2 separate regions of the Homo sapiens genome follow, and region 2 is linked to region 1. The links are chromatin loops, found by intact Hi-C in ENCODE. Cell type or tissue: B cell. All regions are shown on one strand.

Region 1 (8,000 bases):
AGACAGTGACAATCGGAGGTTGTAAATTTATCAGGAGGGAGGGCCAAGAATCAGGAGACCAGGAGGTTTGGTTTTGAGTGAGGGAGTGGAATGCAGGCCTGGGTGTCCACCACTAACTGGTGAGTTGCCTGAATGTATAAATAGGTCACCAGGAACCAGGAAGTATTTAGTGTCCAGTCTTGAAGGTAGGCACTCAACAAATATATGCAGAACAAATGGGGCTCCCAGGAGATTTTTTTTTTTTTTTTTGTGAGATGCAGTCTCACTTTGTCACCTACACTGGAGTGCAGTGGCGCGATCTCGGCTCACTGCAACCTCCGCCTCCCGGGTTCAAGCGATTCTCCCGCCTCAGCCTCTTGAGTAGCTGGGATTATAGGCGCGCACCACCACGCCCAGCTAATTTTTGTATTTTTAGTAGGGACAGGGTTTCACCACGTTGGTCAGGCTGGTCTCGATCTCCTGACCTCGTGATCTGCCTGCCTTGGCCTCCCAAAGCTGCTGGGATTATAGGCGTGAGCCACCGCACCCGGCTGATATTTTATGTAGATTTCAAAAGACTTAAGAAATGAATCTACTCTGGGAGTCAGGCTCACAGATGTTTAATTCCAGTTTTCAAAACATAAATGGGTCTTCTTAAAGACAATATACTTCTTAGGATCAATATGTAGAAATAAAAAATATCTGATCATCTCTCTTGTCTCTCACAGTTTGTATATGAACTAGAACCTTTACGACTTTCTAAAATCACATAAATTTCAGAAAAGAAAGAATTCTCATTTATTCTGAAGCTTTAAATTCACAATGTGTGTGTGTTTGTGGGTACTTCCATCTAACCTCAGCTTCCGTAAATATCAAAAGAGAATCTGGTGAGCAGAAAGATGGCAGCATTAGCTCCAAAGTACACATCCATATGAAAAATGCAGTTATTAGAAAATATTCAGAGGGGCCAGGCACGGTGGCTCACGCCTGTAATCCCACCACTTTGAGGCCAAGGTGGGTGAATCACTTGAGATCAGGAGTTTGAGACCAGCCTGACCAACATGGTGAAACACTGTCTCCATTAAAAATACAAAAAAAAAAAAAATTAGCCAGGTGTGGCAGCGTGTGCCTGTAGTCCCAGCTACTCAGGAGGCTGAGGCAGGAGAATTGCTTGAACCCAGGAGGTGGAGGTTGCAATGAGCCGAGATCGTGCCATTGCACTCCAGCCTGGGCGACAGAGCAAGACTATTCTATCTGGGGGCCTTGGGCTGAGATTATACACTGTCATGGTTTGAGATTATGTCTGTTTTCCCTGTCCTTTCATCCCACAGTAAACTTTTAAACGTTAGGGCCCAGCCTGCCCAACATCGCGAAACCCCATCTCTACTAAAAATACAAAAATTAGCTGGGCGTGGTAGGGCATGCCTGTAATCCAAGCTACTGGAGAGGATAAGGTAGGAAGATCACTTGAACCCTGGAGGTGGAGGTTGCAGTGAGCCAACATCGTGCCACTGCACTCCAGCCTGGGCGACAGAGTGAGACCCTGTCTCCAGAAAAACTGTTCGGCCCTTTCTTACTCAAATATGTGTTTATCTACTCTCAGGCTGCTCTCCTCCCACATCCCTGTCTCCACCCCCATCCCCCCACCCCCATCTTTTAGTAGATTCTTCAAATGTTGCTGAACTTAGTATCTACCTTTGTTGCAGTTCTCTCACTTGTAGTGCTGGGCTGCTTTAGGGCTCACCTCCTCAAAGATGCTTTTTTGTTTTGTTTTGTTTTGTTTTTTTGAGATGGAGTCTTGCTCTGTCACCCAGGCTGGAGTGCAGTGGTGCGATCTCAGCTCACTGCAACTTCCACCTCCCCAGTTCAAGCGATTCTCCTGCCTCAGCCTCCTGAGTAGCTGGGATTACAGGTGCCCGCCACCACGCCCGGCTATTTTTTGTATTTTTAGTAGAGACGGGGTTACATCGTGTTGGCCAGGCTGGTCTCGAACTGCTGACCTCATGATCCGCCCACCTCAGCCTCTCAAAGTGCTGGGATTACAGGCCTGAGCCACCATATCCGGCCTCAAAGATGCTTTCTGTGATCACTGAAGCCCACCATGGTCTCTCCAGAAATGAGAATTACTACAGCATGTGTTTACTCCACGTCTATTATCACCTGTCCCCCAACCCCTGTAGACTGTAAACTTGGAAAGAGCACGGGCTTTAAAATGAGAAAGATCGAAGCTCAAATTCCACTTCTACCACTCACTATCAGTATAACTTTGGCCCAATAACTCTGGGCTTGTTCCCCCAACTCACTGGGGGTGTTTAACAGATGAAATGGGATATCTTTCATAAAACATCTAGTACTGCAACTTGCGTATAGCAGACAGTTGGCATTTTCTCTCCCTCCTTAAGGAAAAAGGTCTCTGTACCTAAAAAGCATTTGACCGGGGCAGACATTGACATTCAGTAACTGTCAGTTTACTTCAGACAACACGTTCTGACCTAGGGGCAAAAAATTATTTTTTCAACCAATTCAAGCTCGCCAACTATCCCCGATCTGGGGGGTGTAAATGAAGGTTTTCGAGTTGAACAAAAAAGATTCCTTGTCAAACCTGAAGACGTCGGGTCACACTGCTTGACTGCATACCTGATTCCAATGTCTGCAAACTTTGTAGACTTGTCACCAGGAACTTCAGGGACAGGACCTGACTGCTAGATGAAGCTCTGGCCTCGTCCAGATCCTCACCAATCTCTCCCGACCCGGAGAGGACTGACCGACAGACACATCTTCCTCCCCTGCCTCCCACCTCGGCCCCCTCATCCCCCAGCCAGTCGGGCCCGCGCCCCAGGGCCGTCCCAGAGGAGGAATGCGCCCCCCCCTTCCCGGTCCCAGAGCCAGGGTAGACTCACTGCCGAAGTCTTTGGCCTGGTGGAGGAGCTCCTGGTCTCCCGCTTGCTGCAGCTCCTCCTCCGCAGACTCAGCCACCGTCTCGGACGGCTGCTCGGGTGGAGCATCTCCATTGGGCTGCCCACCGCCTGCCACCGGCTGCTGCAAGCCCAACCAACTGCTCAAGCCCCGGAACATCCCGCTCGCGGGCCGCCGCCGCGGTCCCGATCCCCAGAGACCGCAGCGAGCACTGGTTGCCTTTGACTCCACTCTGCGCGACTCCCAGGGAGATGTCCGGAAGTCGGAGGAACACCGCAGCCGCCGCAGCCCCGCCTCTATGACGACTCCGCCGCGGCCGCGCAAGCGTCACTTCCGTCCAAAGGCTCCGCCCCTGGTGACGTCAGTTGTGACAACTGTTTTGTGCGCGTGGATAGGGGACAAAGAGCTTTCCCAGCGTAGCCCTGCCTTCCCTCTTTTCCTCATTCGCCAGCTTTGTAGGTGACTGACCTAGTAGGCATGTGGACGGTGTCTTTGTCACAGTCCTAGCCAGTCCCATTTTAAGATTGCCTCTAGGCAGCTTGGCTGGTGACTTAGTCTCGCCTTTTCAGGTCCCGCAGGGCTGCGTTCCCGCAGAATTGGATGTCTTTAGCCTCCTCCTGAGCCCAATTCAAAACTAACCCAAAGCCGCCAAGCCCAACAGGGAATAAGAGGACAGAATAAGGTGTTAAACAACACAATGGGATGCTGTCAGCAGAATCTAGACTATGAGAAGCCACAGGACAGACAACCTTGTTTCTTCAAATAAATTGCAAGGAAGAGAGGAGTGTGGTGGGGAACCTATAGATTAAAAAAGACTTAAGAGATGTAACACATGGCCCCTTGTGCATTTTATTAGGATCCTAATTCAGCAAACACATTGAAAAAAATAGTATGATACTTATTATAAGAACTGGAAATTTGGACACTGGGTAGTTGATAAAATTAAGGAATTGTGAAATTACAAAATTTTAATTGTGGTAAAATACACAAAATTTACCATCTTAATATGATTTACCATCTTAACCGTTTCTAAGTGTACAATTCAGTACTGTTAAGTACATTTACATTGTTGAGCAATCAATCTTCAGAACTCTTCATCTTGCAATTAAAAGAATGAAAAATAGTCCGAGTGCGGTGGCTCACGCCTGTAATCCCAGCACTTTGGAAGGCCGAGGCGGGAGGATCACAAGGTCAGGAGTTCGAGACCATCCTGGCTAACACGGTGAAACCCCGTCTCTACTGAAAATAGAAAAAAATTAGCCGGGCGTGGTGGCGGGCGCCTGTAGTCCCAGCTACTAGGGAGGCTGAGGCAGGAGAATGGCGTGAACTCGGGAGGCAGAGGTTGCAGAGTCCATTCTCAAAAAAAAAAAAAAAAGAAAAAAGAAAAATAGAACTTCATCTTGCAAAACTGAAACTACCTATGAAACAACTCCCCATTCCTGTCCTTGTCATCCCCCTCCTCCCCCCATTCTACTTCTTGTCTCTATGGATCTGACTAGATACCTTAATATAAGTGGAATCATTCAGTATTTGTCTGTAACTGGCTTCTTTCACTTAGTATAATGTCCTCAAGGCTGTGTCAATTTCTTTTTAAGAGTGAATAGTATTCCCTTGTATGTATACACCACGTTTTGTTTATCCATCTGTTTATCCACCGCACATATTGAGATTTTACCAAAGAAATGATACCATATCTGGGCCAGGCGCAGTGGCTCACGCCTGTAATCCCAGCGCTTTGGGAGACCGAGATGGGTGGATCACCTGAGGTTAGGAGTTTGAGACTAGCCTGACCAACATGGTGAAACCCCGTTTGTACTAAAAATACAAAAAATTAGCTGGGTGTGCTGGCGGGCGCCTGTAATCCCAGCTACTCGAGAGGCCGAGGCAGGAGAATCACTTGAACTCAGGAGGCGGAGGTTGCAGTGAGCTGAGATCCTGCCATTGCCCTCCAGCCTGGATGACAAGAGCAAAACTCCGTCTCAAAAAAAAAAAAAAGAAAAAGAAAAAAAGAAATGATGCCACGTCTGGAATTTGCTTCAAATTAATACAGGATGGGGGTGGGGGGAATGGGGGGGGATATAGATGAAACAAGCCTGGCCATGGGTTGAAGCTGGGTAGTTAAACATTTGTCTTTTTTATATTTTTAACTTTTCCCACAATAACATGTAAAACTAACAAAAAACTAGTGATGTGCATAACTACCCCTTCAGAGCAGGGAGTTCATGGACACATTTCCCAAGCACAGTCTTCAGTCATTAATTGTGGAAGGACATCCATGATTCCTTGCTCCCCAACTATTTTGAGAAGAGGAGGACAGTTCCGGTGACCTGAGGGAATACATGAGGAATTGATTACAACTCTGATTTCCCTGCTGTCCAGTTTTCCAGCCTGACTTATATTTATATTTTATTCAGGTCCAGGATTTTAGGTTATCAAGCCCAACCTGTTTTTTTCTTTCCCCCAAACAGCTGAGATTTAAACAATTCACCTGTTTAAAGTGTACAATTCAATGGTATATATTTTTGGTGTATTACACTATTAATATTTTAAATTGAAGTAAAAATAAATTTTTTTTAGTGTACAGTTCAGTGGCATTGATGACATTCCAGCCTGTTTTTAGAGTCCAAGTATTGATTCAGCTTTGAAGTCAGGAGATGTCTTAGGATCAATGCCTTTCTAGGCTTTATTAAGTCAATGAGAACCTGAAAGTGGTTGAGACTTTCGGGAATAGGATATTTGCTTCAAGTATGATTGAACAGAGCCTGGAATTTGAGTGAGAAGCCTAGGATGGGCTTCTAATTCCACCATCTAGTAGGTGAATAAACTTGACTTTTTTTTTTTTTTTAGACGGAGTCTCACTCTGTCTTGCCCAGGCTGAAGTGCAGTGGCACAATCTCGACTCACTGTATCCTCTGCCTCCTGGGTTCAAGCAATTCTCCTGCCTCAGCCTCCCAAATAGCTGGAATTACAGGCACCTGCCACCACACCTGGCTAATTTTGTATTTTTAGTAGAGACGGGGTTTCACCATGTTGGCCAGGCTGGTCTCGAACTCCTGATCTCAGGTGATCCACCCACCTTGGCCTCCCAAAGTGCTGGGATTACAGGAGTGAGCCACCGCACCCGGCCTAAACTTGACGTTTTACTCATCCTTTTGCCCCTCAAGTTCCCTCACTTGCAAAAGAAGTATAGTGCTGGTCCTTCCCACAGCAGAGATAGGGCCCAGCCCTTTCAGCCTTACTCTGCTTTATCTTAAGGTACACTCAAAATCGTGGTGAACACTGTGGTCACCAAGGGATAGACAGTTTTACAACTCTTCTGAAAGGTAGAATTCTTAAAAATAAGAGATTAGGCTGGGCACAGTGGCTCATGCCTGTAATCCCAGCACTTTGTGAGGCCGAGGTGGGAGGATTGCTTGAGTCTAGAAGTTTGAGACCAGCCTGGGCAACATAACGAGACCCTGTCTATACAAAAAATAAAAAATGAGCTGGGTGTAGTGGCTTGCACCTGTCGTCTCAGCTACTCAGGAGGCTGAGGCAGGGGGATTGCTTGAGCCTGGGAGCTGGAGGCTGCAGTGAGCTGTGATCGTGCCACTGCACTCCAGCCTGGGTGATAGAGCGAGACCCCGACTGAAAAAAAGAAAAAAAAAAAAGATTACAAAACAAGAACATAAGCAATCAACTTAATGATGGGCTTCATTTTCATTTTAAAAAAATCATCTGGCCAGGCACGGTGGCTCATGCCTGTAATCCCAGAACTTTGAGAGGCCGAGGCAGGTGGATCACCTGAGGTCAGGAGTTCGAGACCAGCCTGGCCAACATGGTAAAACCCTGTCTCTACTAAAAATACAAAAATTAGTCGGGCGTGGTGGTGGGCGCCTGTAATCCCAGCTACTCAGGAGGCTGAGGCAGGAGAATCACTTGAACCCGGGAGGTGGAGGTTGCAGTGAGCTGGGATCATGCCATTGCACTCCAGCCTGGGCGACAAGAATGAATCCCCACCTCAAAAAAAAAAAAAAAAAATCATCTTGTGCGGATTCAGCAAGATGTTATGCTGGTGGTGGGCCATGAACTGACACTTGTTGAATGAGGATACATCCTTATCCCACACAATTCAGTCAATCCACACCCTGTTATCAAATTTGTTTTCCAGCTCATTATTTTTCCCATTTGAGATTAATAATACAATAGTTATTATAATGAGCCCTTTGTATATACAGATTATCTTTTATCCATTAGCCTCATGGATGAATAGAATAGGACAATTGGATCAGGCCTCACATCCTGTGGTGGAGTCTGGCTGTGCATTGATGTCCTGGCTTTGCCACTCATATTAACTAACGTACCCTTGGTCAAGACATTTCACATCTCTGAACCTCAGGTCCCTCATTCTAAAAAGGGGATCATAACAACTGTCCTGGTTCTAAAAAGATAATGAAAGACGGAACTGTGGAAGGAAACCTTACATATGCGGCAGGTATTAAGTATTAGCACCCATACCAACCCATTTCACAAACATTCTTTCCCCTGAGCCCTCTGGAAGACTTGTTTATGCCTCTAGCCTTTTGACAAGGTGGTTCCTTGTCCCTCCCCTGGACCCCCCAACACCCATGGAGACCTGGATCTCCCCCAAGGCTACCCTGCTGAGTGAAGCGTCTGCTTATTTTCCCAGAAATTGACATCATTGTTCCAAGTTCCTTACTGCTTCCTCCACAACACTGTTCTTTCATCCTTGGTGGGGAGAAACTCCATTGTGTTTATTTTATTTTATTTTTTGAGATGGAGTTTCGCTCTTGTCGCCCAGGCTGGAGTGCAATGGCGCGATCTGGGCTCACTGCAACCTCCACCTCCCGGGTTCAAGAGATTCTCCTGCTTCAGCCTCCTGAGTAGCTGGGACTACAGGCACCCGCCACCGCGGCCGGCTAATTTTTTGTATTTTTAGCAGAGACGGGGTTTCACCGTGTTAACCAGGATGGTCTCGATCTCCTGATCTCGTGATCCACCCACCTCGGCCTCCCAAAGTGCTGGGATTACAGGGGTGAGCCACCATGCCTGGTCGTGTTTATTTTTTTAAATTAATTAATTGATTTTTTTTTTGAGACAAGGTC
Region 2 (8,000 bases), 1.7 Mb before region 1:
AAAGTCCATCAAAAGTTATAATGCAATATCCAGAAACATGAAATACCAAGTAGCTAATTAGAAACAACTACCTCATTTTTGGCATGATTATGTACAGCCTTCATTTATGAAGAAACAGAACCTCTGTTAGAAAAGTCTGACCCTCTGGTTAGAAAAGTCTGCACTTCCAATTGTCCTATCTAGCAGTCCTGATGGATCTGAGTTCAGTCCCCCATGTGACTAAAGGTCCAGCAGCCTTGCCAATGTAGCCCATGAACTCCAAGAAGCATACATATACCTTCAGTACACCCGAGGCATAATATACAGTAGGAACTCAAAATACCCTTGGGGTGGGCCTGGCGGTGGCTCATGCCTGTAGTCCAAGCACTTTGGGAGGCCAAAGCAGGAGGATCGCTTGACGCCAGGAGTTCAAGACCAGCCTGAGCAACATCATGAGACCCCGCCTCTATTAAAAATAAAGAAAAATTGGCCTGGTATGGGAGCACGTGCCTGTAGTCTCCAGCTACTAGGAGGCTGAGATGGGAGGATCCACTGAGTCTGCCAAGTTAAGGGTGCAGCAAGCTGTGATCACACCACTGCACTTCAGCCTGGGCAACAGAGTGAGACCCGGTGTCAAAAATAAATATGCTTGGGAAATCAGTTTCCTAAAGAGAAGCAGAAAGCATGGTTTTGAAGAGCACGGCTTCAAGTCAGACCAGTTTGGATGGCAATTTTGCTGTTTCTGATGACTAGCTGGGTAATCTGAGCAAAGTACTTTATTTCTCTGAGCCCATTTGACATGTATACAGGAGGTAAGAAGACCTACTTCATAGAGCTGTTGTGAGAACACACATGTATTCATGCAAATAAATTACGTGTCACAGTGTCTGGCATGCAGTAAGGCTCAATAGATGGAGTATTATAATTATTACAGAGAAGACTGCCCAAAAGAGAGACCACACCCAAAACCTGACCCTGATTAGGATTGTCTCAAACCCCAATGTTTCTAAGAGCTTAATTCAAAGTATTGACAATCATTTTCAAATACCTGAATGGGCTAGTTCCTTTTAACCTAATAAATAACTTTCTATTAATTCCCAAATCTGAAATATTTAAATGTTATCAGTCTCTAGGTAGAAGGTCCTTACCCTCAGCTTTCACGCCCACCAACAGAATTGCACCCAAGCTCGTATCTCAGTGTGAAGAAATGTACAAACTTGAATGAGAAATGAGGCCAGATCTTTGATTAATTCAGTCATCCATGCGCTGCTCTACACACATAAAAAAAAATTCTAAAAACGATCAAAACCTAAAATCTGAACACTAAAATTGTGCGTCACCAACAAAAGATTTCTAACATTGGGCTTGAGATTGAAAGCAAATTAGAAAAACCTCCAAACAGAAAGTTTAAATGTAGTCTTTTAATTGCATTATTGTCCTAAGTTGAAATGTAGTCCAACTGATGCCATGATCAGATGATAAAGAATCTGTGAGATTCTGTCGCCTCCTTTAACAAGAAATTTGATGTTGCCAAATTATTTGATGTTGCAAAAAAAAAAAAAAAACTTTAAAATCTAAAATTACCCAATTCTGAGTAAATAGCTTTTTCTACTTAGAAAGCAACTTAATACTTCAAATTGTGCTATTCTTGTACCAAAGTGAAGGGTCATCTAAAAGATTTCCCTCATGTTTTAGATCTATGCATGTGAATTAATTATTCCTAAAAGCCTCATATTATTATTTGACATCAATTTATTACATAAAAAAGTCATATTCCCACAGTAACTGCCAAAAATCAGGTACTGTGTTAGCATACCTAATATCTAGAGGAAATAAAGATCACCACCAGTTATCAAAACGGAAGGGGAGAGAATGTGAATTTTAACAGACACGTTGAAGAAAACCTATTTTCCTTGCTCTCTTTGCAAATTTCTTACAGCCAATTTCTCAGATAAAGCTAAATTTTCTTTTACAAAGTAAACTGAAATGAAAATCATAATGAAAGGTTAACTTTCTGCAAGAGAAGCCACTGTCATTTCCAACAATGCAGCTATTGTTAACAGTCTCTCATAGATTCCTGGACACAGTGGTGAAACAAGGCTAGGGGTGATACTTAAAGGAATTTCTCCACCTCTGTCTTTCAGTTTGTAATGTAACAATACTGTACCTTCAAAGTAGAAACACCACGTAAAATCTGGTTCCCGTTAACTGAAACTGCCTTAACCCCAAGCAGCATATTTGCAACCGAATACATCTGATTCGCAATCAGTCAACCTTCTATTACCCATCTATGCGAGACGGCCCTGCAATTTCTTTCAATGGGAGCCTTTCCTTTTAAAACCCCAGGGGACACAATAGATGCCACACTCTGATTTAAATAATTCCAAGAAAATTACAATATAAACAAAGGCAGACTTAGGGAACTTGCATAAGTAAAAATCAAAAACCTGAGAAAAAGGGGTAAAAAAATACCAATCACAAACCCCTAAATCATGAATAAATTTTAAGACTGAGCCAGGAAAAAAGGAATTACTCTCTGGACAAAGAATTCTATTTCAAATTTAAAAAAAATATATCGGATTTTGATTTTAAAAAATTTAGGCTTAGGAAATATGCTAAACAACAAAACTGGAATACTCAACTGTTTGATATATATACATCTAGCAAATTAATCGCTGCATTGACTATGTTAAAAAGGCAAGACAATTCAAAGAGATTTGATACCCTCTCCAATTGAGGAACCCCCAACTACTCTGAAATGGCAGATAATATCTAACACTCTTGGAATGGTTAACTTTATTTAGTATGCCTCTTTTGTAGTTCTATTATTTAATAGAGCCAAACGGAATTTTTCCCTAATTAGGTTTCCTTGTACTTGTGAAATGCTCAGCATACAGTGCTGGCAGCATTAGCTTCTCTCTTCTGGCTCCTTCCCCCCTCAACCACCCTCACCTCCCCCCCAACCCCCGCCCCGAAAAAAAGATTTCCTTCCCAAATGTTCTCTTCTCTGCATTTGTCAACAGAAACACCTACTGGTGGTGTCAAACTGCTAAGACTGCTGCAGGCTTCCTTATTCCTGGTTTCAGTGTCAACGCCAAAAATTCTCAATCCTAAAATAGTACTTTTAATAAAAAGAAATTAGAAGTCTTGCTAGGTACTCAACCTATCATATTCTCGAAAAGCAGCACGCCTTTTTTAAAAATCTATTATTAATGGACCCTAATTGGATTGTTAATCATAAGATCATACTATCACCTTCAACACTAACATACAGGAACAAGTAAATATAGCCTCTTCACATTTTGTGAACAAAACATTTTAAAACACTTGAAGGAAATAAAAACAAATTTACATCTAAGTGTCACTCACATGTAATTCCGAATAGCCTCGGTGAAGATGTCTTTTTTGTAACCCTACAGCAAGAAAGAAACAAGCTGGAAATGTTCCAGCAGATGTTACCTAAAACGATAATCCTGTTCTATACACATCTCTGTCTCCTGTTTCTGACAAACGCTCTCAGACAAATTAATTTGTGTAATCTTTTACATTAACTATATAACCATTACGTTCAAACAAACCTAATTCAGATGCACAGAAAGAAATCATTCGGTGTCAACAATACTTTCTAAAATCAGCTTAAATTCCAGCCAATTAAAATAGATTGTGCTAACAGAATACTGATCTGCAACTACTTAAATATCACAGCACCCGTCTAATCTCACTGTAGAGATACTAAGGTCAGGCTTTTCTTATTCAGGCATCTGTTCTTTAACACTCAAATGAAGCGAAAAACAAAACCCTCAAGGAAGATCTGCCTTTACACTGAAATATGTTCAGGTTATTTTTTTCCCCAACGTGGGCACAAAACGTGTCAATGCAAGGAGGACCTGTTCGTTCTGGGAGACGGTTCCAAATCCCAGAATCCGATTTCTATGAGGGTCCAAAAGGTATGAAGGTCTGAGAAGGGGCCATTCTTCTTCCCCGCACTATGCCAGTCGTGAACTTCACAGCATCGCCTGAAACTTGTCCGGGGGAGGTTGCGGAGCCGCGGGGCCGGCGCCCGGTCGCTAGCCCACCCTCGCGGGCAGCCAAGGTCAGAAGGGCCCGGGCCGCGACTGACGGCCCCTGGCGAGTCTCGGGCTCCCTCCGAACTCGGGCAGGGGGCTGGGGCGCGCAGGCCCCTCCTCGGCGCCGGCGGGAAGGGGCTTACCTCGCCGCAAGCCCCGGGGAGCTCGTGCCGCGGGAGCGGCGGGGCGGGGACGCCGCAGACCCGCCGCTGAGGGGAACCCCGCGGGGCGGGCTCGACCCGCCGCCCCTCTTTCACACCCTTTCGCCTCCCCACACCCCAAAAGACAGCCCCAGCCCCTCGGGGGAAGCCCTTCCAGAGGCGCAGGGGAGCGCTGAGGAGGGGCTACTCCGGGCTGGGACGTCCTCACCGCGTCGCCCCGTTCCGGGGGAACCGGCGCCCCCGCCCCTTCTCTTGTCCGCCCGGGGGGACTGGGTGGGTCTCCACTCTCAGGAGAAGCTGGGTGGACGCGGGGCCGATGTAAGGGTAAGAAGGCTTGGCGGGCGGGTGGCGGCGCGACTACTCACCCCGCCGAGTCCCCCACTTCTAGCAGGGGACCCCACAGCTCCTGAGGACGCCGTCGCCGCTTTACCTTCCCCAGCGGCAGAGACAACTAATCGAAACCTCCGGCCCCGCCCTCTAGCAGAAGCGAACGCGCAGCCTATTTTGCTAACTGCCCCGCCCCAGCCGGCCCGTTCGGACCAATGGGAAAGCACCTCAGGTTTTGCCCGATCCCGCCTTTACCCCGCCCCCTTCTGGTAGGAGCCAATGAGGAGGAAGCGCTTGTCCTGGGGTTCGGGCTCGCGCCGCTCGTGCTCGAGTCTCCGAAGCCGAAGAACGCTGGTTCCTTATACAAGCTCGCCTGCGCGCTCACGCGCGCGCCGCGCCTCCTGGCACGCCAGGTTTGGTTGCCCCGCCAAGCCCTAGCAACCTGGGCTGGAGAGGCTGAGAGGGGCGGGGCCCGAGCCTGGAGTCGACGCCGGGGGGTAGAGCGGGGAAGCAGGGAGAGGGTCGACGGTGGTGGGGTGGGGAGATCGTGACTGAGAAAGGGGTGGCTGCGGGGGTAGGAGGTGGCGAGGAGGCCCCGGAATCCGCCTGTCACTGCGGAAAAAAGAGGGAATCCTGCCTGCAGCGCAGCTACCCTGCCCTCCCTCCGGAGGGACCCGTGCCGGGGGCTGGGGTGGGGGAAGTCGGAGAAGAGGGGGAGAACATACTCGGGGCGGGAGCTGAGAAATACAGGATGGAGGATGGTTTATCTCTGTTGTTGGTAAAAATGATATCGAAGTCCATTGCTGCTGCTGCCCAACTGTTGCCGCTGCGTGTGCACACACACACGCACATATGCACACACACAACACACACTCACACGTACACTCATCCAGCAGCTTGCGGTCCCTTGGGTGAGTTAGGCGCAAAGACCTAGCAGCCTGAGGATTCCTTACACAGCAGCTGGGCGCGTGCAAAGAGCTGTTGCAGCAGTAGCAGCAGCAGCAGCAGCAACGACCCACACCTCCGCTTCGGTCCGATGCTCTGCCACACAAGATCCCCCAGCTGGCTTGAAAGCAATGAAGTCATCGCCCAACCAGTACAAATGTAAAGATCTTAATACCCACCATGGATCGGGTTTCCAAGGAGGATGAAGAGGTGATGAAATTGAAGGAGATAACATTTCCAATGCTACTTTTAGAAAATAAAGAAAAAAAATTTTTTTAAAAAGACATTGGGGACAAATCTATGGAAAGCTGCATAATTATTTTCGCTTTAACAAGCAAAGGAGAAAAATAGGGTCTCTTCTGGTTAGGAAAAGCACGGAAAATAGGCAGTGTATGAGGTCATAGCTGCCACCAAATTAGAAAGATGCAGTACTGTAATAGGAAATAGATATTTGGGATAAAATCCACTTAATCTATTCCTGTAGTGAATCTGGTAACAATATGTAGCAGCATGCTCAGTTTGGCCACTTGATACCAAGCCAATAGGATTTTCTTTTTCATAACGGTGAATATTTGATGAGGAAATGAAAGTGGAAGCATATTAGAAAATTTTACAGGTAGGAGCAATGAATTAGCAAAGAGGGAAAATGGAGTCAGAGGCAACAACAGAGGGCTTCGCAGAGTCTCCTGCCTCCTCCAGATGCAAAGTAACAGTGCTGTGACCTCTAGCTTCACCCACGTGGATCCAGAACTCCTGGGGCAATCACTCCATTTTCATCCCTGTATATCAGAGCCTTTGTACTAGGAATTTCAGCAGCATTACCTTTGACTCAAATGAATAATTTTTTAAAATTTTATTTAGACCTGGTGAACCGGAAGTAACAAATTAATTATCCGTATAGATTGAGAAGATGGAGAAAAAACAATAACTGAACATCTGTTAATATAGGTCCAATTTAGTATTAAGTAGTAATATTAGATGCCTTATAATGTGCCATCCCATATACACAAATATGACCTTCTGCTTAGGGACATTTGCTTTGATCTGGTTTTAAGTAGTGGTAAAGGATTTCTTGCAGTCACTTGCAGTTTAGTTAATTCGTCTTTTGGTCAAAAACTAACCTTTCTAGAAAGTTAGTAAAAGTTTAAAAAGTACCATGCGCCGGGAGCAGTGGCTCACGCCTGTAATCCCAGCACTTTGGGAGGCCAAGGCAGGTGGATCACCTGAGGTCAGAAGTTCGAGACCAGCCTGGCCAACATGGTGAAACCCCATCTCTACTAAAAATAGAAAAAAATTAGCCGGGAGTGGTGGCGTGCACCTGTAATCCCACCTACTCAGGAGGCTGAGGCAGGAGAATTGCTTGAACCCAGGAGGTCAAGGTTGCAGTGAACCGAGATGGTACCACTGCACTCCAGCCTGGGCTAGAGTAAGACTCTGTCTCCAAAAAAAAAAGTACCATGCTGCCATTTAACTGAGCACTTATGTAGAAAGAACACTAATACTAGCCAGTGAATGGATACCTGCTCTGTGCCAAGAACTTCACATAGATTTAGGGTTGCCAGATAAAATACAAGATGCCCCGTTAAATTTGAATTTCAGATAAACAACGAATAATTTTTAGTATAAATGTGTATTTTTATCCTGGATACATGTGGAACAAGGCTAGAAAACTAAATAAGGTTCTAACCATTGCCAAAAAAATTACGAAATGCCCTTCTAGGTCTAGACCTTGTAATGCAATCAGGATCTGGGAGAAAAGCTTAAGAACCAAATTAATGTATAAATTTGTAGTGTTTGTAGAAAGAGGTGAGCATACTTAGACTAAAATATTATTTGCTGTTTATCTCAAATTCAATTTTAACTGAGCATCTTCGATTTTTATTTGCTAAATCTGACACATTATCTCTAATCCTCTCAATTCTCTGCGAAATTCTCACCATTTTCCAGATGAAGAAACAGCTTGAGAACCTCCCCAGCATCGATTTGCTTTTTTGCCCTTCTAATAGAACCCCAACTCTGTTCAGGCATCCACCCGCTCCACACTACCCAGAGTCTCAGTCAATCAATGTGTGGCCTAATTACACTGAAGGAAAGAATTTAACATTTGATGGTTTGAAAGAGGTTTTCCCTGTCTACCCTGCTGGATGAACAAGGAAGCAAGTACGCTTGTTGCCACTGACAGTCATTTCGTGACTAAGAGGAAAACCAGCCCTAGGTCAAAGCCTACACACTAAATAAGGCAGAATCAAAAAATAGAAAAAAAAATTTTTAACTGGGTTCTTGATGACGTCACTGAGTTGTTTCATTAAACAAACTCTGCCCTTTCCTTGCATTTCAGACAGTTTGAGTCAGACTTTCTATTAGATGCCAGAGACGCATCCCACTACAGATGTCAGAACCTATGAGTGCTACTCATTACGGGTCTCAATAATCAATAAACAAGTGGTAATCAAGATGTAAGACATTTTTGGCTGAGCACGGTGGCTCACGCCTGTAATCCCAGCATTTTGGGAGGCCAAGG

Evidence for each region. A loop is a pair of places that touch in the nucleus more often than their neighbours do. Peaks named below come from ENCODE experiments on the same cell type or tissue, not always from the same donor. Only the 100,000 strongest peaks of a DNase experiment are listed, where the experiment ranks them.
Region 2: it touches region 1 in a loop (19-fold over the local background); 2 of 110 quality-filtered maps call a loop at or near these places.

What each region holds. Positions count from the first base shown.
Region 1 is chrX:16,714,779-16,722,778 of GRCh38, reverse strand. SYAP1 (synapse associated protein 1) reads right to left here and starts at 3,167. Exons shown (of 9, transcript NM_032796.4): 1 at 2,880-3,167. The coding sequence starts at 3,054. RefSeq lists an enhancer at 3,298-3,357. In B cell, no CTCF peak of the experiment used is centred here; a DNase peak (open chromatin) is centred at 3,198; H3K4me3 peaks cover 1,914 bases; H3K27ac peaks cover 1,778 bases.
Region 2 is chrX:18,422,268-18,430,267 of GRCh38, reverse strand. It overlaps CDKL5 (cyclin dependent kinase like 5), which reads right to left and starts at 4,660. Exons shown (of 18, transcript NM_001323289.2): 1 at 4,573-4,660. RefSeq lists a silencer at 4,340-4,409 and an enhancer at 4,745-5,039. In B cell, no CTCF peak of the experiment used is centred here; DNase peaks (open chromatin) are centred at 4,797 and 5,437; H3K4me3 peaks cover 2,283 bases; H3K27ac peaks cover 1,950 bases.